Linked DNA regions of Homo sapiens: region 2 is linked to region 1. The links are chromatin loops, found by intact Hi-C in ENCODE. Cell type or tissue: Caco-2. All regions are shown on one strand. Links, peaks and the distances in the headings refer to the core of each region. The heading gives the core; the rest is flanking DNA. Region 1 overlaps GPR39 (G protein-coupled receptor 39). Region 2 overlaps NCKAP5 (NCK associated protein 5).

What was found. Hi-C counts contacts between places; a loop is a spot of excess contacts. Peaks named below come from ENCODE experiments on the same cell type or tissue, not always from the same donor. Only the 100,000 strongest peaks of a DNase experiment are listed, where the experiment ranks them.
Region 2: it touches region 1 in a loop (2.5-fold over the local background); 1 of 110 quality-filtered maps calls a loop at or near these places.

Annotation. Positions count from the first base shown.
Region 1 is chr2:132,420,003-132,431,300 of GRCh38, reverse strand. All of the region lies in intron 1 of GPR39 (G protein-coupled receptor 39), which reads right to left. Among named protein-coding and RNA genes, the nearest start is that of MIR9986, 8.1 kb to the left of the region's middle. RefSeq lists an enhancer at 10,835-11,298. In Caco-2, for the core only: no CTCF peak of the experiment used is centred there; a DNase peak (open chromatin) is centred at 6,630.
Region 2 is chr2:132,850,076-132,861,622 of GRCh38, reverse strand. It overlaps NCKAP5 (NCK associated protein 5), which reads left to right. Exons shown (of 20, transcript NM_207363.3): 11 at 1,012-1,131. Among named protein-coding and RNA genes, the nearest start is that of NCKAP5-AS1, 60 kb to the left of the region's middle. RefSeq lists an enhancer at 1,693-1,987. In Caco-2, for the core only: no CTCF peak of the experiment used is centred there; no DNase peak of the experiment used is centred there.

The DNA.
Region 1 (11,298 bases), core at 3,299-11,298:
AAGGCCAATATCATATTAAGACATAACTAGAAAATGCCCAATTCTAGAAATAGGTGTTGCATCTGATGCTGAAGCACAGCCAGAGATCTTTGTTTTCCAGGCCAAGTTTCAAATACAACCTGATTTCATGGTAATGAGCAGCCACAACCTGATACTTGGTCAGTGAGTGACCTAGGTGAGTGAGTGAGTCAGCTTACAAGGCAGGAGACATGCCCTGGGGATTTGGCACCAACCAGCTTCTGGCAGCAGCATTTCAGAAGCAGGAGGCTCTGCTGCTGACCCCTCCTCCCCACCCCTCTAAACTGCTCATGCACTAAGATGACCAGATCCCTGGGAAATATCACCCAGGACTCAGCCAGGGGGAAGGGGAAGTCCAGGGATATAAGAGAGAATAGAATCTGGGGAAAGTCTGCATGGAACAAAGAAGGAACTCAACAATGTCAGAGCACATCACTAAGCTTACGAAGGTCCCCACAGGGGGTGTCTGTTGTTTCTGCTCCCTGGCTCTGTAACCCGCTCTCCTGGGTAGAACATGGGTCTCCTTTGGGGACCACGCCTCTCACTGCATGCAGTCTTGACGGCACTGTCCATCACCTGCCCTCATCTCAGCCTCACAGGGGCTGGATGAGCAGCCCTAGCCAGTCCAACAAGGTTCTCATCCCTGGATGGAGTGGCAACAAAGATGGGATGATGCCTGAAGCTGATACCTTCTTGATGGTAGAGCCCAAGCTGGTGGTCCATGAATTTCTACTCCCTAGGTCCCTGATAAATCTGGTTCTTTATTTAGCCTTCCCTTTGACTCAGTGAGCTACCTCCCATACTTCCAATAAATTCCTTCTTACTTGCTAAATAAGAAGAATCCGGTTTGGTGGCCTCTAGTCAAAGAACCTTGGCACAGTTACTAAAGTCAAGGTCTCCCCAGCCACCCCCAGCCTGCCTTTCCAGCTCCTTCTTCTCCCATTCTCAACCCTGGCTACACATTGGAGTCACCTGAAGGCTTAAATAATGCCAATGTCCAGGGCTCCACCCACAAAGGTTTTGATATAAATAGACTGGAGTAGGGCATTTTTAATAGTTCCACAGGTGATTGTAATGTTTAGCAGGGTTGATAACTACCACCCCTTCATGACTAAACCTAACCACAAACCGTCATCAGAACCCATGATCACTTCCACACCTGTGCCCCTCACACTGCCTCTCTCTGCCAGCAACACACACCTTGGCCACATGGCCACATCAGTGTTTTTGCACTCCTTCCTGCCACTCCTCTTCTCAAAAGCTTTCCATGGCTCCCATGGCCTCCAATACATAGTCTGAATCCATTAGCCTAGCTATCAACTTCCTCCATATTTAACTCAGTCTACTTTTCAGTCTAAATTCATCACTGCTACCTTCTAGATTTCCCTACTCCAGTCCAATCATTCTATTACCTACTTTCTGGACATGCAGAGTTCTTAGGACAAACAGCAGAGCCCATTCCAGTTTCATCCAGAAATGAGGCTATTAGTTATTTCATATAACCCCTAGGAGGGCCAGAGAATCACATAAGGTTATCCCATCAGAATGCACCAATGTAGAGGTGCTGCAAACATCTGGCTTAGGATGCTGTCTTTAGCTTTTCTGTCTTTGCTCTCTCTAAAGGCTCCTTTACACTCTTTTAACCCCATTTGTCACACACTGGCTTTAACCCCAAAGAGAGTCCATGTGGCTACTGCTCTTTCCCATCCTTCTCTTCCAAATGAGACTCTCATGCCAGTGCACGTGACTGGCGCAGCCCAGGCCACATGCTGCACTCTGGCTGTGAGGGATGCTGGGAAAGCAAGCTTCTGACCACTATCTTGAGGAAGCAGGACTCAAAAAGATGGAAATTTCCCAGAGATAAAAAGCAGCCAAAAGCTGCTGGGTAGCCTAAAAGCAAGATAAACATCCACCAGACTTGGCATCATAATTTCTTGCCTCCCTGACACTGACCATCCAAAACAAGTTCCCCCACTGAAGAGTATTCTCTTTTGAGAGACTACAGAGCGTTTTCTTTTGAGAGACTCACCCTCTGCTCATGTAAAGAACGTGGACTGCAAAACATGCCAGATCCCAGCTCCAATCTCAATGTTTGATGACCTCAGGCAGTTCTGCAAAGTGAGGATAACGATACCTTCATGCTAATGATACTATGAGGATTGAAGATAAAATATAAAGGCCAGCCCTTTGGCTGGCTGGCCCTAGTGCTCTGGTCAGCCCTGGCAGCAAAATCATAGAGCAGAATTGGCAATAGGAAGAACTTTGAACAACAGACCCAATGCCTCATTTTCTGGGCATCTCATAAGCCCCTTGAATTTTGACACAACATGAGAAAGGGGAAACCCCGACCCCCAATGTTACTAAGATTAACATTTTCACCACCTTCCAAATGAGAGCTTGGAGCCAGATTTAAGTTTCTTTTTAGAAATAATGCAACTTTTTTATGTCTAAGTGTCATGGAGCAAATTCCCACCTGTTACAACTACACAACAAGTGATTGACAGTTCTTATCACAACTAGTGAGTTTAGTCCTTCCCAATTCACCCTTTTCTAGTATTGACATTAAAGAATCCCCAAGTGTTGTAGATCAGTGCTTCTCATACCCTGATGTTAGGACATAGGTATTCCAGGGATCTGCTTACAATGCAGATTACAATTCAACTGGTAGGGGTGTGGCCCAATACTCTGCCTTTTACAATTTCCCAGGTGATGCTGATGCTGCGGGTCCCTGGACCATACTGTGAATATCGAGACTAACAACATCTCTGGAGTGAAGCCCAGTTAGCCAGTCTATTAAAAGTTCTGGCAGAACATTTACTAGAACTAGCTTACTTCATAAACAGCCACAACCCAGACCCTGCATCAAGTGGTACATTTAGGCTTCTACAAGGCTCTGCCCTTATACTTTGATGTCCCAATGAGACAAGTATTAAGCTCCTTGAAAGGAGGAACCAGCATTTTGATCTCTATGGTACAAACGATGTTAAGCACAACTTAAGTTTCATAAATACTTGATGAATGAACAAACAAATGAAATGTGAAGATCTGCTGGAATAATGAGAGAAGGGTAAAGCCAGTCCAGGCAGGCTTCTTGGAGGAAGTCAGCTTGTAAGAGATTCAATAATGAGGAAAACCCCAGGTCTAACAAGGAGAACAGCTAGTTCCTACAGAAGTTTTTTTCATCTTCTCTAGAGGATATCTACAGCAAGCTTCAATCACCAAGGTGACTCATTTGTCACCCCTATCAAGGGTAAACTTGAACTTGAAAAACAGTGAAAACCCATCAGCTGTCTTTTAAATATATATATATTTAAATATAAATATAACTATATATAATATATATAACTATATATAATATATATATTTAAATATAATTTTATATTATATATATATTATATATATATATGAAGTACAGCTTAAAAGCCAAGTATGGTAGTGCACACCTGTAGTCCTAGCTACCAAGAGGCTAAGGCAGAAGGATTGCTTGAGCCCAGGAGTTCGAGGCCTCAGGACACTATGATCATGTCTGTGAATAGTCACTATACTCCAGCCTAGGCAACTTACTGAGACTCCTTCCCATCCTTCTCTTCCAAATGTAACTGAAAAAACAAAAAGATGTAGCTGTCATTTCAATGTGATATTTAATCCTTCAGAATGGCAGCACATAGAAAGTAGACTCAAAAATATGCCAGAAATTTTATTTCTGCTGAGTATATGTCTCCAAAGAATTATATGTATAAGATATTATGTTATATTACATACTCATACAATATATAACATATATAATATATAAAACCAAATAGAATAGAATATGTAAAGTCAGGCCAGGCGCAGTGGCTCACGCCTGTAATCCCAGCACTTTGGGAGGTGGGTGGATCACGAGGTCAGGAGATCGAGACATCCTGGCTAACACAGTGAAACACCATCTCTACTAAAAATAAAAAAAAATATATTAGCCAGGTGTGGTGGCAGGCGCCTGTAGTCTCAGCCACTCGGGGGCTGAGGCAGGAGTATGGCATGAACCTGGGAGGCAGAGCTTGCAGTGAGCTGAGATTGTGCCACTGCACTCCAGCCTGGGCGACGGAGCAAGACTCCGTCTCAAAAAAAAAAAAATTTCATATATATATATATATATATATATATATATATATGTACCTATATATGTATATTATATATATATGTACCTATATATGTATATTATATATATAGGTACATATATATATATATTCAAATGACTTCATCTCTGGCTCAAGCACCCTGTGTAAAGTGTTTTATTTCTAAAGCAGAGTTGATCTTTTTCCTCTTCACTAAAGAAAGAGAGTGGCTTCTCTCTGCAAGTTTAATGAGCGTCATCACTCCCAGCTGGGCCTGCCCCCATTTCTGCATGCCGTTAGTTTCATGGACAGTTAGACACTGAACAAGTACAATGGCAACTTTGATGCTGCAGCCTTGCCTCCCGATCTGTCTGTTAGGTACCAGTAACACCACTGCTCTCCAACTACCTAGCCACCTTTGCGGTGTGCAAAGCAGTGGCCTGAGTGTTAAACCCTCTGCTTGCCAGAATGGCTCTTACACTCAGTAAGTACAAACAAGACTTTTTGTCAAGTTTCTAAATCGGGAAAGGCTCTAAAATCAGAAAATGATAAAGTCTGTTAGCCCAAGACATTTCTGTTATTCAGACTTGCTTCAGCACCAGGGTTGGCTTCCTCCCTGACACACTTTTTCCATCTGAAGCCAAATGATGAGGGGTACAGGCATCTCCCTTCTGGTGAGGAGGACTCTGGAAAGCAGCAGAGCTGCCTAGGCATCAGCTTATCCACCAAACCTTTATGCAGCGCCTAGTCATTGCCAGGCTATGACGAAATAGAGCTACCAAAAGGATGATAATTATAAGATCAATTCAATACTGTTTTCCTTTCTGACTATCAAGGCATCAGCATTCTGAAAATCCAGCCAGTGGGACTCAAACCCACAAATTTTGTAATTCTCCAAACGAGAGTTTAAAAGTCCAGTGAACATTCCATGGTGCCCTGGATCTTGTTAAACTTCCAGATCACTGAGCACTGAGCAGGTGACCAACAAGTGGTTGGTGGATCTGTGAATGGCTGGGCCAAAGGCAATTCTTGGAAGGTGAGACTTTTCAAAGAGAAGCTTCTGGAGATTGAACCTGTCTTGGAAGTTATAACTAAGGTAGGCCATGTGTTTACCTGGGAGCTCCTTTCAGCAGAGTTCAGTGAATCCATTCGTTTTCTATTGGTACATAGTGAATTATCAAAAATTTAGTGGCTTAAAATAACACCTATTTATTAGCACACAAATCTGTAGATCAGAGATCCAGGCAAGGTATGCCTGGGTTCTCAACATGTAGGCCAGGCTGAATTCTTTTCTAGAAGTTCTGGGGGGGAATTTTACCTCTAAGCTTATTCAGGGCCCATTTTCTTGCTGGTGCTCAGCTCCTAGAACCTACCTATATTCTCTGCCAGCTCCCTCCATCTCCAAAGCCAGCAACAGAGAATTTCTCCCTGGTCAAATGCCTCTCATGCTTTGACTCTTAGTTCTCCTGCCTCTGACCTCTAGACCCAGATTTAAAGGCTCATGTGACTTGGTTAAATCCACACAGAAAATCTCCCTATTTTAAGGTCAACAGATTTGGGAACTTAATTACTTTCCTTCCTTGCAGCACTAGATTAGTGTTTGATTGAATAACTGGGAGAAGATACGTATACCTTATGGACCAGGCATTTTGGAGGCCATTTCAGAATTCTGCCTAGCACAGGGAAAGAAGGAAAGGAAGGTAGAGCCAAGAGAGCTGCCTGAGGATCACAGTGAGGGTGCTTTTCCTCCATTTCAGGAGCAGCAGCCACTGTCAGAGAACTTCAATCCATCAATCTCTCAAGCAATGCATGGCTACTCTGCCCCCAACCCAGTAAGGAAGGTTGAAGATGTACAACAGTGAAGGGTCCCTGATCTTAGGGAGTTCCAATATAGTCGAGAGACATCATCTGTGCCCCCTTCTGAGAAATGTCTAAGATGGCTCACCATGCATAGGAACATCAGTATAGGCTGTCGTAGTCCAGGAAGGCTTCATGGAAGAAGTGGGAGGCACTGAGATATATCATATGCAGAATGCTAGTGTAAGTGGTAGGAAGTTTTGTCATGGGAGATATATGAGTTGGTCGTAGCTGGAGATTGTCGTTGAAGAACGAATAGACCATTGAGCAATAGAGATGACAGGTGAGAGCTACTGTGACCTAGTTTAGCTCCCTAGGGCCACCTCCTAATCAGGGCCTGAGCAACATGGGGGCGGTTTGGGCCTCCGTGCTGGGAAAGTGGGAGTTGCTGAATGGAAGCAGTCACTGTCTGGCCATGGAGGACAGTGGCAGCAGCAAGACTTGGAGAAACCAAGGGCCAGAGGTCTGCCTAATGGAAAGGAGAACTCACCAGTGTCAGCTGCTCTGCCAGAACTGTGTTCCAATGAAGGGTTGTCTGTTTTTTTATTCTATAAACACAGCCAGGCCTGTACTTTGACCCAAATTGGAATGCAACAAATGCTGTCACTCTAGGGGCAGCACTAGAAATCCAACTGTGCTGTTTAACTTCTTAAAACCCTGCAATGGCTTCCAAGGATAAATTCCAAACCCCTTAGCTATGGTTTCATCTGGAACTGGCTGATCCAGTCCACTAGGCTGGGCTCATGATACATTAAAGGGAGAGATATGAAGTTAGGCAATCCTTTTTCATCCTTCACAAAGTCTGGCTTTTAAGATAATTGCCCAGCTAAAGAGGTCAGTAATTCCATCCTCTGGACCCAGGATGGATCCACAACACCTTTGTCCCAGGCAGTAGCTGCTTATTCCTACCCTGGGGTGATAAGTGTGGCTCACTCTTGAGAGAGATGGCTGCAAGTGGATGCAATTTAAGGTGGAGACATAAACACATGGTTTAATATTTTCAAAATGTCACCCCCACTGTATCCTCATTACCTTGAGGACCCCTTGTTAAAAAGTGGTGAAAGAGCCTGCTAAGAAATAATGTGTAGAGTTGTATCATTGCATTTAACATCTTGTTCAATAGATTTTAACAAGGACCATTCACCACCCTAGTCACTTTCATCTCACGGTTACTTCTGGCAGATATACATGGTTAAAGCTAACATTCAGGGTCTGATTAGCACATAGTGTTCATTTGCTCAGGGGCAAGCAAATCTTAAATGTTTTGCATGTTGGTTTGACTTCAGAGGCCTCAGAGGAATCATAACCCTTTCAAAGATAGCATCTTTGGTTCAGATGAACCAGAACACTTTTGAGGAATGATAAACCTCTATACGAATGCATGCCCAAGGGAAAACAGAACATTGCTTCTCAATTCCAAGCTGAGGCTCATTCATTCATTTGTTCAGTCAACAAATATTCATTACCTACTATGTCTAGACACTATGCTGGAATGAGGTACAGTGTTGAGGGAAATTAGGGCATGCACCTATCCACAAGGAATTAGAAGGAAGACAGACATCAGTCGAGTAATTGCACAATTAAATGTAAAATGACAACAGTGAGTCTTGTTTTGTGGGAGGTTTAATGAAGTCAGGGAGGATGGGCCAGTTTCCCTGGGGAGATCTGAGAGAGGAGAAAGATATTAACCTGGGGAAGGGGATGGAAGTGGGGAGCAGGTAGAGAATAGAGTAAGATAGAAAAGCATGCCAGGCAGAGGAAACAACCCATACACAGGCAGCATGGGGGAAGAGAGCCAGTCATGGTCACTTGAAGAACTTGAAGGGGAGCCAGTGGAATAAGGCAGTTAAGGGGTGTTATAAACTGAACTGTGTCCCCTGCAAATTCACATGTTGAAGGCCTAAGCCCCGGTGTGATTGTATTTGGAGATTGGGCCTTTGGGAGGTAATTCGGGTAAAATAAAGTTGTAAGGGTGGGGCCCTAATCTGATAAGACCAGCATCCTTATAAGAAGAGCAAGAGACACCAGGAGAACACATGTGCAGAGAAGGCCAGGTCAGGACACAATGAGAAGACAGCTATTCATCTACAAGAATGTGCAGCAGAAAGGATGACCAATCATGTCTCCAGTCCTCAGTAAATAGCCAAGAGTAGAGGTGGAGAGTCAGTTGAGTGGTCCCAGGGCTGCAGCCTGGCAGGGGACATGTGCAGAGGGAAAAGGGATAGGAGTCGACAGTGTCCTCCAAATGGTAGACCAGCGGACCTTGCCTTGTACAGCCAGAGGGGCTCCTTGACTCCCAATTCAATATTCTTCCACGGCGCTGTCTCAACTCGTAAATGGCTTTTATTCTGAATGGTTTTAGCACTAATAAGCCAAATGCTTTGTGCAACTGAGGCCTCTCTTATTACACTTCAGCAGCCCCCAGGAGGCTGACAGATGAACAGGCTTGCTAATAAATGGGGACTGGGATTTCAATCTCCCCTTCCTCGGAAACTATGCATCTCTCCAACAGAGAAATGAAATCTTTGAGACAGCCTGATTATAAAAATAATGCAGCATTATTATATTTGTCTGCCAGGCTGATCACAGGACACTTGCAATTTATGAAAGCTATCACAAATAGGGTAATAAACATAAAATATTTGAGGCAAAACTTTTTTCTGAAATATTGAAACATTGGAGTCAAAATAATATCTTACACTAAAAAAGTCACTAATTTAATGTTGATGGTATTTCCCTCAAAGACTGTGTTGACATATCCTTTCATATCAAATAAAAAGCCTTTGCTAAGAAAACTAATGATGAAAACATGATTGTAAGATAAGCATTTAACCTAGTGAAGAAAACAACTACTAAAAATTCTTATGGGCACTGTCAAAGCATTTCAAGGCATCCACTTCTGTGTAATACGAAATATACAGTAGAGTATAGGGATTGGTTTTTAAATTAATTATATTTTTGGTTATGGCCTGCACACAGGGTACAGAATTTCATGAAGTCAATGAAAAGGAAGCTGAAGAAACAGATGATTCAAATGCCACGCCACTGACAAGCAAAGATTTGCTCGAATTAGACCAGATAATTATGAAAGAATGGAAAACTGATAAGGATAATGCAAGGATAGGTGCTTCCATGAGGGTGATTTAAATAACAAAGAATGAAGAGAGGCCCTTTTTATAATCTTACTGAGAAAATAAAACACAAAGGTTATCAGATGGTTTTGTTAGAAAAATTGTGCCCTCAAGCCACATTGGATTCATTCTGAATAATCATTATAAGAATTAATATATAGTTGTAACTATAACTTATATTTGTAACATACAAATAAATTTCTTTTCATAATTTTCACTTTCAAGTCCCAATGAGACCTCTTTTCAAATGTTTTCAACCCCACTTTAAAGGAACCAACTTTATGAGTTCTTTTCAGGTAACGATTGTCCTCAGGTAAAGAGGACCCACTGTCAATATCTCATTCCCCTCTACCCTCTACCCTCTCTTCTCTCTCTTCTTCTTCCCTGGCCCTGCTTGGTTTGACCTAATTCTGTGGTCTAAAAACCCAGAGGATGTGATTCTGAGCTCCTTCTCTTTGCTTCTCCCTGAACCATGCCACAAATATCTAAATGTATATCAACCTTATTTTTAGAGTAGTTCATTTCAGCAGCAACTGCTAACCTTTGTTCCATCCAAATACACGTGATGAATAATGTCTATATTCAATATGAGCAAACCAAGTTGATGTGTAATCCCTGCCACTAGATGTAACTTCTTCCCTTTCCTTCTGACTCAGGAGAGCAAATCAGAATGCAAAAGAGTGTAATTATTCTAGAGTTATGAATCTTCTATGATGTTTCTTTTATTTAATAACCTCATGACTGTCTGTAAAATCTTTTTTCATAACTATAGTTGAAAGCCAATCACTGCCCTCTAGTTCTCTAGGAGGTAGTTGCAGCTGAGTCCCAATCACTTGAAAGTTATTATACAAATTAAAACTATGCTTTTTTTAAAATTACTTTGTCATTCCACTTTGAGTGGGTGACACTTGATAGCAAGCCATGTGTGCAATAGACACACACAAGTGTCCACAGACCTGGATGCTATCTGCATTGAGAACAACTCCAAAGGAGACTTCAGAAAGAGAAGATGGGAGGTCTGGGGAAAGACTTGCTTGAAAGGAAGTCTCATTTTACACATCCTCATCATTGAAGGGACAGGACAGATAATCAAATTATCAGTTCCTTTCCTCCAGAAGAGGCAGAAATCCAGACCAGCAACCTCTGTTCTGACATCGGACAAATATTACCATGCCACACTGGCTGAAACCTTGAAACAGAAACCAAGTCTAGTACTGATTTGTCACTGGGCTGACAAGAGGCAAGACAAGACACTCCTATTTCCAGGAATGTGCACTTTTGCATCACTATTGTGTTCTCCTGTAAATTGCTTGAGAGCTAGTAGGTATCCCAGCCTCTCTTTCTCTCCCAGAGTTCCCAATGTGTTTTCCTTATTCACCAGCCCAGCACATCGACTAGACTGAGGCACAATAGTGAAAGATGAAGGAAAATTAATATTTTTTACATGGGCTTCCTCATCTTGCGTAGATTTATGAATTTTGTTTCTGTCATGCAGAAGTTAGCATTTTTAACAACGAGCGGCGAACAATCTTAATTGTTTTCTTTATTGCCTTAAGAGCTCCAAGAACTACTTGTGATATGTCGCCATTTACATTTCACATTAAATTTAAAATGTTTGAAATAAGCAAATATTTATTTTAATTTGACCCATCTGTGAAATGAAATACTAAAAAGACAACTAAATTACTATATTAAATTCAGCGATTTGTAAACAATTTATATGTTCATTTGTTCTGGGTTAAAAATGCCCCAAAGCACAAGTTTTATGAAACTTACAAAGTAAATTGCATTGAATTAATCTGATGAATGCAGGCCATGATTTCTTCCTCTTCACTCCATTAATTTATTTCCTAACTTGAGTTAATTAGTGAGGTTCCTATTTTTAAAAGCTCTTTGAAATTCATTGGGAGAGGAGGACATTTGCGAGAACTGCTTTGAAAACCTACCGCAGAGAAAATGGGCTAAATACAAACGGTAAATTCCCCCAGGACATTATCGCACATTGAGCACCTGATTGCCATTCAACAATCTTTATGCTGAGAACACAGTGGGCGATTAACATACAGTTGGTATAGGAAAGAAGGAAAGAGCCAGAAGAAAAGAACGAGAGCAGCAGCAAGAACAAACTCATTCCAGACAATTACTAATGGGATCTGATGATCTCCAAGGTCCTATCCATCTCTAAATAAAAGTCTGTG
Region 2 (11,547 bases), core at 3,548-11,547, 430 kb before region 1:
GAAGGAAAAGTGGCAGTGGAAGGAAAAGAGAAGAAGGTAGAAGGAATGCGTAGAGCTTTAGAGAACAACACGCCAGACCTTTGTTCTCTGCTTGGTGAGAACAGAAGACATTTTTTTTTTTATTAACATCAGGAAGTAGTGAAAGATAGTTTGAAATGCAGAAAAGGGTCAGCTTTTGAAGAACCTTGAATTTGGGTTTTATTCTACTGCGTCTGCCTTGAATTCCATCAAAAAGGGCATAGATATTTAAGTACCGCAAGTTCCTTTATTGCAGTCAGTTTGGAAGGCAGTTCTAGTACATCAGCTTCCTCCATGAGCTGGGGAAAAGGTCTCTGTGGTGTTTGAACTATTCAAAAGAGCTGCTCCAAACAGATGCCAGAATGGGCTAAGTGTGCTTCTTACCCAGCACTGAGACCAGAAAGCCCCAGAAGGTATGGAAATCCATGAGTTCAGAGGATGGGCAAGTGGCAAGTGGCCTTTTAAAAGCCATCTCTTCGGAGCTATTTCTCTCCCGCTAAATGCATCACTGACTCTATTAGCCCCATCACCGAGAATTTCAACTTGTTTTCACAAATGACAATGAAAAACTCCATCAGAAATGATAGTTTCTTTAGCTCATCAAATCTCTATTCCCTGCAGAAACACTGTTGTTGTCCTTGTGGTTTGTGCTCTATGATTGCTTTTATAAAGACAGTGAAAAGGCAAAATATATAGGCGGAAACTTAAATTGACTTCATATCGCTAAGATTTACTGTCTTCAAAAATAGCATGCTAGATTAATGCATTTCTGATTTCAAGGTGCTTTTTTAAAAAAAATTGGTCTTCTTTGCACATAATAATTCTATCAGACAATGGTCTGTGGACGAAAACGTATGTGATTTACTTCTGGGGGCTTTGAAGAATAAAAATACCGTTTTTTACTAATGATCTGAGATATATAAAATATGGTTATAATATGCAAAGACATCTTTCAGTTATGGACTTTTTCCTCCTTCGATGTGTTTGTTGTAGGATCTAAGAGAGGAATGTGTGAAGTTGAAAACAAGAGTGTTTGATTTGGAACAGCAGAATCGAACACTAAGCATCCTATTCCAACAGCGAGTCAGACCCACTTCTGATCTGCTCCTCCAGGTATGTGTTTATCTGGAAAACAATCTTTGCTACTGAAATGCTATTGACAGGAAGTTACTTAAGTTCAGAAGTTAGCAACATCTTCATGAGCAAGGCATATTGCATCAGAATCCCAATTCTTTCCTTTCTCAAGTTATGTCATTAAATTTGAAGGTGTCTGAAGTTCTTGACTTTTTAAAGCTACATGCAGATAAGGAAATGCACTAACAAATAATAAACAGGCAAAAGGGACAATCAGAAGATGTTCTGTAGTAAACTAAATGGAACCATGGAAAGGAGTTAGGAAATAATTGATTGCTTTGGGGACCAGCATTAGTAATCTTGCATACTGTGATAATCAAGGAAGAATTTTATGTAGTGCCAAAGCACATTTTTTTTATTTCAAACTCTTTATGATCAAAAATACATGTGGGGTTTGTTTTTCTTTTATATCTCTCTCTATGCAGAGTTCCTTCTTATAACAGAACGTCTCCTGTTTCTATCTCAGTATTTTTACAGGTTGTCTTTTTCTAAGTGCTCTCACTGAACTATTTTTTTTTACTTGCCTTCATAACATGGAAAGCTGTGGAAAGTCAAGCCATTTGAGTCGATTTGAAGCTGTTCCTGACAAAGCACTAGAGAATATGTCCCACTGCAGGGAAACATATGAATGGGGAGAGGGGTCTGCAGGGCTGACCTTTGCTGTTTCCGATCTTTGTGATCCTATTAATGTGTATATTTGCTTAAACAAGCTCCCATGAGCTTTGCCCCCAAGCCCTTCTGAGGCTAAGCTGTCAAAGACTGCATCGAGGTTTCACAGGGGCAGTGTGCAATGTGCAAAGGGCGGCCCACCACTGCGTGGTCTAATTGGCTGAGAGGAAGGTCCTTGTCCATCCTGTGGTCATCTGGATGATACTGTCCAGCACTATAACCACTAGCCATGTAGGGCTATTTAAATTTTAATTTTAAAAATTTAAATTAAATTAAAATTAAGTTTCTATGTCCAACTAGCCACATTTCCAGTCATCAAAAGCCACATGTGGCCAGGGACTACCTTAGTAGACAGCACACGTGGACAACATTATCATCATTGTGGAAAGCTCTGCTGGACGGTATTTTTCCAAATGATCCAGACTGTGTTGCTAATTTACCCTCTGAATTTTGGAATAAAAATCTTAGGACTCCTCAGAGAAATAACGGGAAATTGTAATTCATTTCAGAGAAAGAAAGATGTTCGGTAAGCTGAACATCAAAATGTAATTTGCCCCCCAAATTAAAATAAAACAGCTCTCTGAATTATAAAATAGATCTCATCTCCTAAATTAATTTCCTCTCTGCCTTATATGTTTGAACATAATTCATAATTTATGACTCAAAAATTTTGTGGGGTGGGAGCGAAGTCATCTATCTCTATTCTGTTTTCTGTTCCTGACCACCGTAAATATTTGTCATAGGGGATCTTGCATTTATAAAAAATTGTGTTTCTTTTGCAATCTCATCATCAAGATTCAATATTAGAATTACTTTTAAAAGCTGTTGCATGTTCCTGATTTTTTTTCTGTTCTGCCTGTTGTAACTTGAGGCCTTTCTGAAGTAGTGTTTAAGACTCTACAGTCCCTGTTTATGAATTGTGATCATTTATTTGCATGGTAAACACACGTGCTATGGGTATATAAGCATTTTCATTGGCTGTCACAAATTTCTTAAATTCATACTCAGAGATCAGGGGATGATGTGTATGCTAACAATAGACATCAGTGTTTATTCATTAGGTGTTTTCAGCCAACACACTTCATATTTCTCCCCAAATAGTACTCCCTCCAGGAGCCATTCTAATTTAAATAATATTTATAAAAGATGGGCTGTTAATAGTTCTGTGAAGAATAATGATATAAAGTGTGATACCTGCCCTCTTAACATCTTGGAGCTCATAATCCAAGACAGAGGACATGACTGGCTTTTCAGATGGTGTGTTAATTATTTCACTCATGGCTTTTCATTTTCTGATAGTACTTTAGGGTTTGAGAAACAAAATATATACAGTGGAGCTAAAATACAATCATTCCAAACTTGCTTTACACCTATGGATGCTCAGTCATTATGCGTTGAGTGGAATAATGAACAAATAATAATTCATTGTTCTGGAGAGTTATTTTGCATAAACTTAAGAGAGGTTTGTGCTCCCACCTCTTTTGAAGTTTTCCTGTCTTACATGAATGTTGAGGCACTACACAGTCATGTGTTCCAGCCCAGTATGTCTGAGGATGTGGTGGGTGGGGGCAGCAAATCCACCAGTGTGTCCCTGGTTCCAAATATTATTGACCCTATAGCTGCTGCCCATGGTCTTTGGATTCATTATAGCAGATTTCTAAGTAGTTTTTTTGCACTTCTTAGAAGGCTGCATTAGTTATTATTTGTTGAATACAGCCTAATGATTCTCTATATTCCAAAGTTGCTACCTGAAAAGAAATACAGAAAGAAGAGTTATGAACACATTGTGATTTAGGTAGACAAATTATAAATAGTATAAAGGAAAATAACTTATAAGAAACAGCCAATTCTTTGTCCCTTAAAAATACAGAATAAGAGGTTATATGGATATCATTTAGCAAATTCTTATGTGGGAGAGACAGAAAGGGAGTGCTCTGAGGATTAGTTGACAGATTCTGGTAAACTTACAAAGGGAGCCAGGTCCATGATGGAAATAAGAAAGGCCTAAGCTGAAATTAAAATCTTAAGATTGACAACAAACTTCTCTATTGATTTCATTTTCTAGAATGATATCTCTGGGACTATGGGTGGCAATAAATCAGATTAACAAGACCCCCCTCCATATTAAAATCAACATTGGAACTAAATTCCAAGGAATTGAGATGGCGGGATAGCAAACAAAATCCAAAAGTAATGTTCTTACAGAGACTGGAATCTCCTAACTAAGCTCATTTGAACCTACTTGTCTGGATTCACTGATGCTCAGCATTCCCCCTTTCAAATCACACTGAACAATGCCCTCAACTTAATGAATGTTGGCAGCTAGTAAAGAGCTCTCTACCATGTACACTTATTTGTCTTACCAGTTGAGCTGAATACTTGCCAAGAATGAGTTATTTTTGTAACTTAGTAGGTCTGCTAAAGTAGTATTTGTGATCACATTAAATATAGTTGTCTAACTATAAAAATAAATTGTGGGAGACCAGAAATTGTATTAAATGTGGAACAATTCTGCATGCAAACTGCTCCTCAAATGCCTTTAAGTTCCTGTACCATTGTTAAGGAAAACAAAAATTAGGAATCATAGACAATGTATAAAGTGTGTGTTGATGCCAAATTAAAAAAAAAAAGATAATGGAAGATTCCAACAAAAAGATCTCTAAGCAAAGAAGCAGCCTTGGCCCTACCAAAAATGTCACTTACCAAATACATAGTAGTGCTTACCATGTGTCAGACTCTATTCTACAAACTTTACAGCACTCACCAATTTCATCTTTATCACAGTCCCATGGGGTAGGACCTATCATTGCACCCGTTTTACCAATGGGGATACTTTGGCATAGACAGGCTAAGTCCTGTAGCAGGTATTTGACAGACCAAGGATTTAAACCTGAAAATCTGTTGAAATTAAGTCCCCCCTTTCGCCTCCAATTGGTGCTCCCTCTGCGTGGAACATAAATGAGTAAGAGGACAAATTTTCTGATTCCCTATTCTAGGTGACATTTGAATTAACTGGCTCACCTAGGATTGAGTCAGATCAGAGGGCTTCTGCAGTACAATCCCAATAAGGAGCCTACCATCTTTACACATTTCTGAAATGCGGCATCTAAGATTTTCCCCTTCCTATGTGTTCTGTCTTTTACTTGTTTGGGATACCTGTGTAACCATTATCCTGATGGGACATTATTCTCGTATTCTTAGATTAAGACAATGTTTTCTTTTCTTTTTCATCTGATATTTCAAAAAGTCCTACTACTGATATCCTTAGGCCAAGTTAGGAAGAAAAGAATTTTATAGGGTAGATGATTCACATCAACAGTGGAGGATCTGACAGCTTAGAACCAAGGTGCAAAAATTTGCTGTTACTTCTTAGAATGCGGACTTTTTGTTTTTGCTAGTGTTTTATATCATTATTTCCAGTAAGATGAGAGGGCTTTTACATTCTACTTGTTCCGCTTTTTTTTTCTCTTAGTCTTTATTTTCAGTGTAAATCTATCCATGAGTCTGATCTGGCAAGACACTGCACACTTTCCTTTCCACCTGTCCACAAGCCAAGCATCCCACTGTGAGATCCAGCTGTGAAATAAAGGAAAATAACATATAAGAAACAGCTGTCCCAGCAAGGGGCCAGCCAGGGCCTCAGCAGTCCTCAGTGAACTTTCCCCATACTGGAGTTCATGTAGTATCAGTGGTCTATGCAAGCTTTGCCTCCCGGGTTCACGCCATTCTCCTGCCTCAGCCTCCCGAGTAGCTGGGACTACAGGCGCCCGCCACCATGCCTGGCTAATTTTTTGTATTTTTAGTAGAGATGGGGTTTCACTGTGTTAGCCAGGATGGTCTTGATCTCCTGACCTTGTGATCCACCTGCCTCAGCCCCCTAAAGTGCTGGGATTACAGTCATAAGCCATTGCACCCAACCATTATACACTTTTAAATGTATGTATTTTGCTTTTTCAAAACATCTGCCTTTGGGGTTCTTTCACATATATGTAGTTGAAGTGAGACAAAAAGATGAAAAGAAAAAAGACTAGTTAAGCAGGTAGCCTGTGGTGAGAGCAATAAGGGAGGGGTAGGTGAGTGAGTAAAGAAGAAGGTAAAGAATGGAACTGTGGTTCTTGAGTTTCTGTGATGGAAGCTTTTCATTCTGATCGATTCTGGCCTCTCTTGAGACACAAACTAAGAAGGAGTTGGGAGAAGAGGCAAGAACATCCACACAAGTTTGAAGCATCTACCTGGCTTCCCACGCTGTTGGGATATAAGTTCACCTTATGAGTTTCTGGAATGGATGAACTCTGCCCCTTGGCTGTTTGTGTGGACCAGCCATGGAGGCGCCTCCAGTCCTGCCCTACAAACCTGATATCTAATTTAGAAACACCCACAGGGTGACAGGAGGAGCAGCCAGTGATGCTTCAGGGATGCTGAGTAACACCAGGGCTCAGATGGCAGAGTATCCACTGGTGGTGAGCCTGTCATCCTGCATGGTTACAGGACATTGGTGGTTTCATTATGGGCACTGGCCAGACATGAAAACATATGGAGAATGTGCAGCAGGTATTCTGTGTCATGCACTAAGCACTGGAAAGGATATTAACCTGCCAGACGTGCAGAAAGTGGCCCCTTTGAGAGGTAAGGGACACTTTGAAAAATCACACAGTTCCTGCAGAGCAAGGCTTTCGATGATGAGATGTAACACGTGAGGTTGGTTTGGGATCAAGTAAGAGCTATACAAAAGACAAGAAAGAATCATCAGGGTTATGGCAAGATGTGATTTTTCCCTCTTCATAATATGCCCAAGACCCTCTATAGACTTGCTTCACACTTCAACAGCCTCATTTTTCTTTTTTTCCTGACACAAATTCTTTACTTCAGCCAAGCAGAAATACTTTCACTCCACAGAGCATGACATAGGTTTTCCTTCAACTGTTCCACTTTGTATGTCATTTTTCTGTTCAAAATGCTACTCTACTCCTGCCCACCCCACCCCTGCCACTCCTCTTCATTCGATTACCAAATTGGGAGCACCCAAAGTAATGTCAGTGCTGAGGAGTCCATGGCAAAATGCATTTGCTCAAGGGCCTGTGGTCTACAATTAAGCCTGAAAGGGAAATGATGTTCTAAAAGGCATGTGGGAAGCTATAGCAGCTGAGCAGAGACAGGCGTGGGGCAAGTGGAATCCTAGCTCCGCTTGCAGAGGGCCCTGGGGAAGGCCCAGCAGAGGAAGCCATGCCTCCATGTGACTCCAGGTGGACAAGAGAAAGTATAAATGCCATCCAGAAAGAATACACTGTGCAAAGGCATGAGAAATTCTCTTCCTCACAATCTGGTTTCTAAATTCATATGCTTTGGAGGTACTCCTGGAATAAGATCACAACTCCCTGCCCCACTCAATCTCCTACTCACACCTTGCTCACTAAGTCCTGGCAGCATTGATATGTTACTTTGTAAGTATGCTACAATTCTTTTTGCATACCTTTGCTCTTCATTCCCAAAGCAATTGAGGGGTGTGTTTTTTTTCTTTGAACAAGACCCAGAGCTTACCAGTCCATGCATCATGACTAAATGTTGTGTTCCCATCAGCTTATAGTCAGCATTATCACGTAAGGTGTATGTGGTCTGTTATAAGGAAATCAAGGTAGGATTCCTACTCTTTTCTTGCTTGATTTGGCCTTTATTTTCTTAGGGACAAAAACCTTGTTTTGACCTTTGAATCCTCCTAGTACACAACTGGAATACACGTGAGCCTCAATAAATGCTGAGTGAACTAAGGATTACGTGAAACCAGGCAAATGGAAATGCTTGTAACAGAGGTACAGGGAGGTGGTTTCACAAATGAAGTGGCTCCAAGGGAGGGAAGAGCAGAAGGGAGTGAGAGCAGTGCTTAGGGTGCTGTGTATTTAAAGTGAAGAAGGCAAGCTTTGAAATATTATGTTTAGATGGGTCAGGATAATTAGGGGAAATTATCTCTCCTTTTAAATGAGTTTCAGGTGTTTTGTTGTTATTTGTTTTGTTTTATTTCTTCCTGTGGCCAGTGAGACTGCAGACATAGGTTCTGTCTTGGAATTGTTGGCTCCGTAAGCTGTAGAGATTGTATTATATGAATGTGCCTTTGGTCAGGGGGACTGATGTTTCCATATTGTTTCATGGGTTTTTATCTCCCCATTCTACTCCCTCTTAAATTTTAAGTAACTTAATGGAAGGCACCTAAATTTCTATTCTTCATATCCTCCTAAAATTAGATATATGTATTAATTGTATTAATAGGTATTAATTGCTTTCAAGAGCACATGGCTGACTTCCCATCATATGTGTCAATCTGTATTACTATGTGGCTGGCTTTACATAAACCATCCTCTCACCAAAACAATGAAAACTCTCATGCTCGGAGATCAGATGCCTTAAGGGGCTAAGCCAGGTGAAGGAAGCAGGAAAGGAAGTTGTGTGCCCTGCAGCCAGCCCCAGCCAGTTAGGCCCCATGGAAATGCTAGCTAGATGTCGCCATAGCTTTGAAAATTGTAAGAAGCTAGAAATGCAGACTTTTGCATGTAGTCTCTCAAATTTTAAATGTTGGCTAACACCTAGTTCAGCTATTTAATGACACTGAGGAAACCCAATAAGGCAACCATGGACCAGAATTGGCCTGCAACCTGCTTTTCTTTCTCTGCCCTGAAAGTGGTGGCAGTTTAATTTAAAACTTGGTGCATGTGCTCAGAACACCTGGGCACTATGCTGCACAATCATATTCATGGGACAGCCAGAATATATTGCTTTATTCATTATTTCAACAAAAATTCATTGAGCACTATGTCCTTGGTAGTGTACTAGCTCCTGAGGACACAGAGATAGTTTAGACACAGTTTCAGACTTAAAAAGGTCATCATTTAATAAGGAGATAGATAATATAAACAAACAGTTGTGCAGTAGAGTAGTAAATGCAACAGAAACATATACCATCCAAGGTCCTCAGAGGAAAAAGTGACAAACACTATTCTGGGTGTCAGGAAAGCCTTCTAGGGTGTGGTCACAGCTAACCTTGACTTTGAAGAATAAATAGGAGTTTGCTAGGGTAACAGTTTCCAAAAAGCAATTTGTGAACTAAATTCAGGACTAATACTGGGATTTATATTTACATTGATCCCAGGTCCTGGATTTAATTATAGCTGTAAGACTATAAAATTGTCTTACCCTGATTCGGCCTTGTTTGGCCTTCCCAACCTCTTGCAACAATACCAGATTAACTCATCCAGCTCTGTAGGAAAACAATAACCTCCAGGAGTGTCATGCTGGCTGAAATTTCTGTCACTGTGACCTTCAACAACACTTCTTTCTAGCTTTTTAACTGAAGAAGGATATAGTTAAACTGGATTAAGAAGTCTAATGGAAAAGTGAAGAGCCCTCTGTGTCTAAAGTTTGTTTTAAGGATTTCAACATTGAATAGAGGTTCAAACCCTGAACATAAATCAACATTATATTGCAGTAGACTAAGTGATTGAAGTGTAAATTCACAAAATGCACCCTGTAGCATGAAACATTCAGGCGATATATATTTTTATCATATTTCAAACACATAAGAAAACCTGATTATCCTGAATTTAGTAAATTTTGTGCAGTAAATGTCTATCATAGTAACCTAAAAACTCCCCTAGTAAAAATTGTTATTAAGCACTACATTTTCATTCTGAGTTTTGGATAAATAGAAGGATTTGGAAATGCAAGGGACAGAAAGTACTGAGAAAGGAATGGTGATGCTTACCTGGGGATTTGATTATGCAGATTAGAGTATTAATTTCTTGGCGCTGGAAATCATGGACTGTCCATTGCTATCAGCAGATGTCACACTAGGGAAATCTTATTCCCGGCACGAAAAGATTAAGTAACCTAAACTCTGACATGAAAGACTAGTGTTTCCAGAAATGAAAAGCAATTCTGGCTTTGTTCTGTCACCTCTCTTACCACGAGGGTGCACTGGTCTAAGAGCTGCCCTGAAACACTTGGGAGCAGCTTTCTGGAACTGGCCAGTGATTTGCAATCTGACGCAGCTCTTCAGGAGACTTGGGAACAAATCTTTAACCTGTCGGGCTGCAGGAAGGAAGGATGTCTTTGAAGTCCTGAATCTTGGCTGCATGGGTCAAGGAAGGGAGGGGAGGGTAGATACCAACGAGGCAAATAGACGCATCCAGGGTCTCTTAGCAAAACCAGAACAGGCTGAGCCTCCTTGGGAAGAGAACTGCAGGAAGGCCACTGAAGCCCCGTGCAGCCCGGGATGGCCAGACCCTAGAGGCAAGCGGGGTTAACCTTCAGTTGTGCCTGGCCTGCTGCAGCTGCTCAGAAATACACTGGGACTGGGCTCACAGTAGCCCCCAGTGTGATCAGGGGGATGAAGATAAAGATTCTCAGGGCAAGATACTCTCATATCCTAATGCCACTGGTTTATAGCTTACACCTGGCTGCACTAGAACAGTTGGGCCAGATTCAAAGGCAAAAAGACACACCCCACTTCCATCTACTACCTCATATACAAGCACACACAAGCTCAGGTCAAGTTTTCAAAAATCCTAATAGAAATCTCCAGACAGATGAGATGATAGTGCACTTTTGTGAAACTTGAGAGACCGAGGAAATGTTACCAAGTCTCCTGTTCATAAAACCATCTTCATGCAATAGCTTTCTAGCAAACTTTTCCGCCTTTAAAGCAGTTTGTATGTCTTACCTGGGTCAGTTTCTGTCAATCACTGTCGGCCTAACATCTCAAAATCAAGAACAGAAAAAAAAATGCTTGAAAAAAAATGCTTTTCTGAAAAATTTGGAAGGCCATTCACCTGCAAGGAGTCTCACTGGAATGACGGACATTGCCCTGTATGTCACAGACCCTGATAGGAAGCCGATGCCACTGTGACTCACTGGTGACCGGAGAAAGGCCACACAAACATGTCACCACTGCCTCCAGCCATACTCTGTGGTTGATAAATCTCTGCCCTTTCCTACCTCAGAAGTAGGAAAGCAGAAGGATCAGCAGAGTTTCTGTAAAATAACATAATTAAAAGGAGCCTGAGAATCTTTGCAAGAGTGTCTCATTAGGAGAAGTAGTCCCTGCAGTTCTAGCAGGTTAACATGTGCTGTACTAAGGTAGCAAAGTGTTTCTATGAAACTGGGTTGGCTGAAGGCCAGTGTGGTCAAATATGCCATTTCCCAAACAGATACCTTGTAGTTACATTGATAAAGCTTTGAGATTGTTCTATACCTTTTTAGCAAGCAGAAGGCATCTCACTGCATCTTTACAATAGGCCCAGGGTATTAGTGCTGTTTTACAAACAGGGAGATGAGCCCCTAGAGGCTGCGGCTTCTTCTTAGCCAGGGTTCTCTCCGGTCCAAAGCTTCCTGCCTTAAATTACCCACTGCCCGCTTAGGCCCTCACTTCCAAATGTCACTTCATGACTTTTCCCAGGCCTACATAAGGAAAGGATATTGCAGTGGTGTTCAATGAATCAGCCAATTAAAAGACATTTAATGGTCTGTTTGGACTTGACAATGTGCTACACCTTGGAAAAATCAAATTCAATACATTTGGGTGGTGTCCAAATAATCAGAGTTATAGACAACACTGTTGTGGGCATAATAGATATTTCCCTGAATAAGGACATGGATCTAATAACCTAGTAACATGATCAAATCATTTGCCCTAGAAACATGTTTATGCCAAGGAATAATAGAATCATATATTATTATATC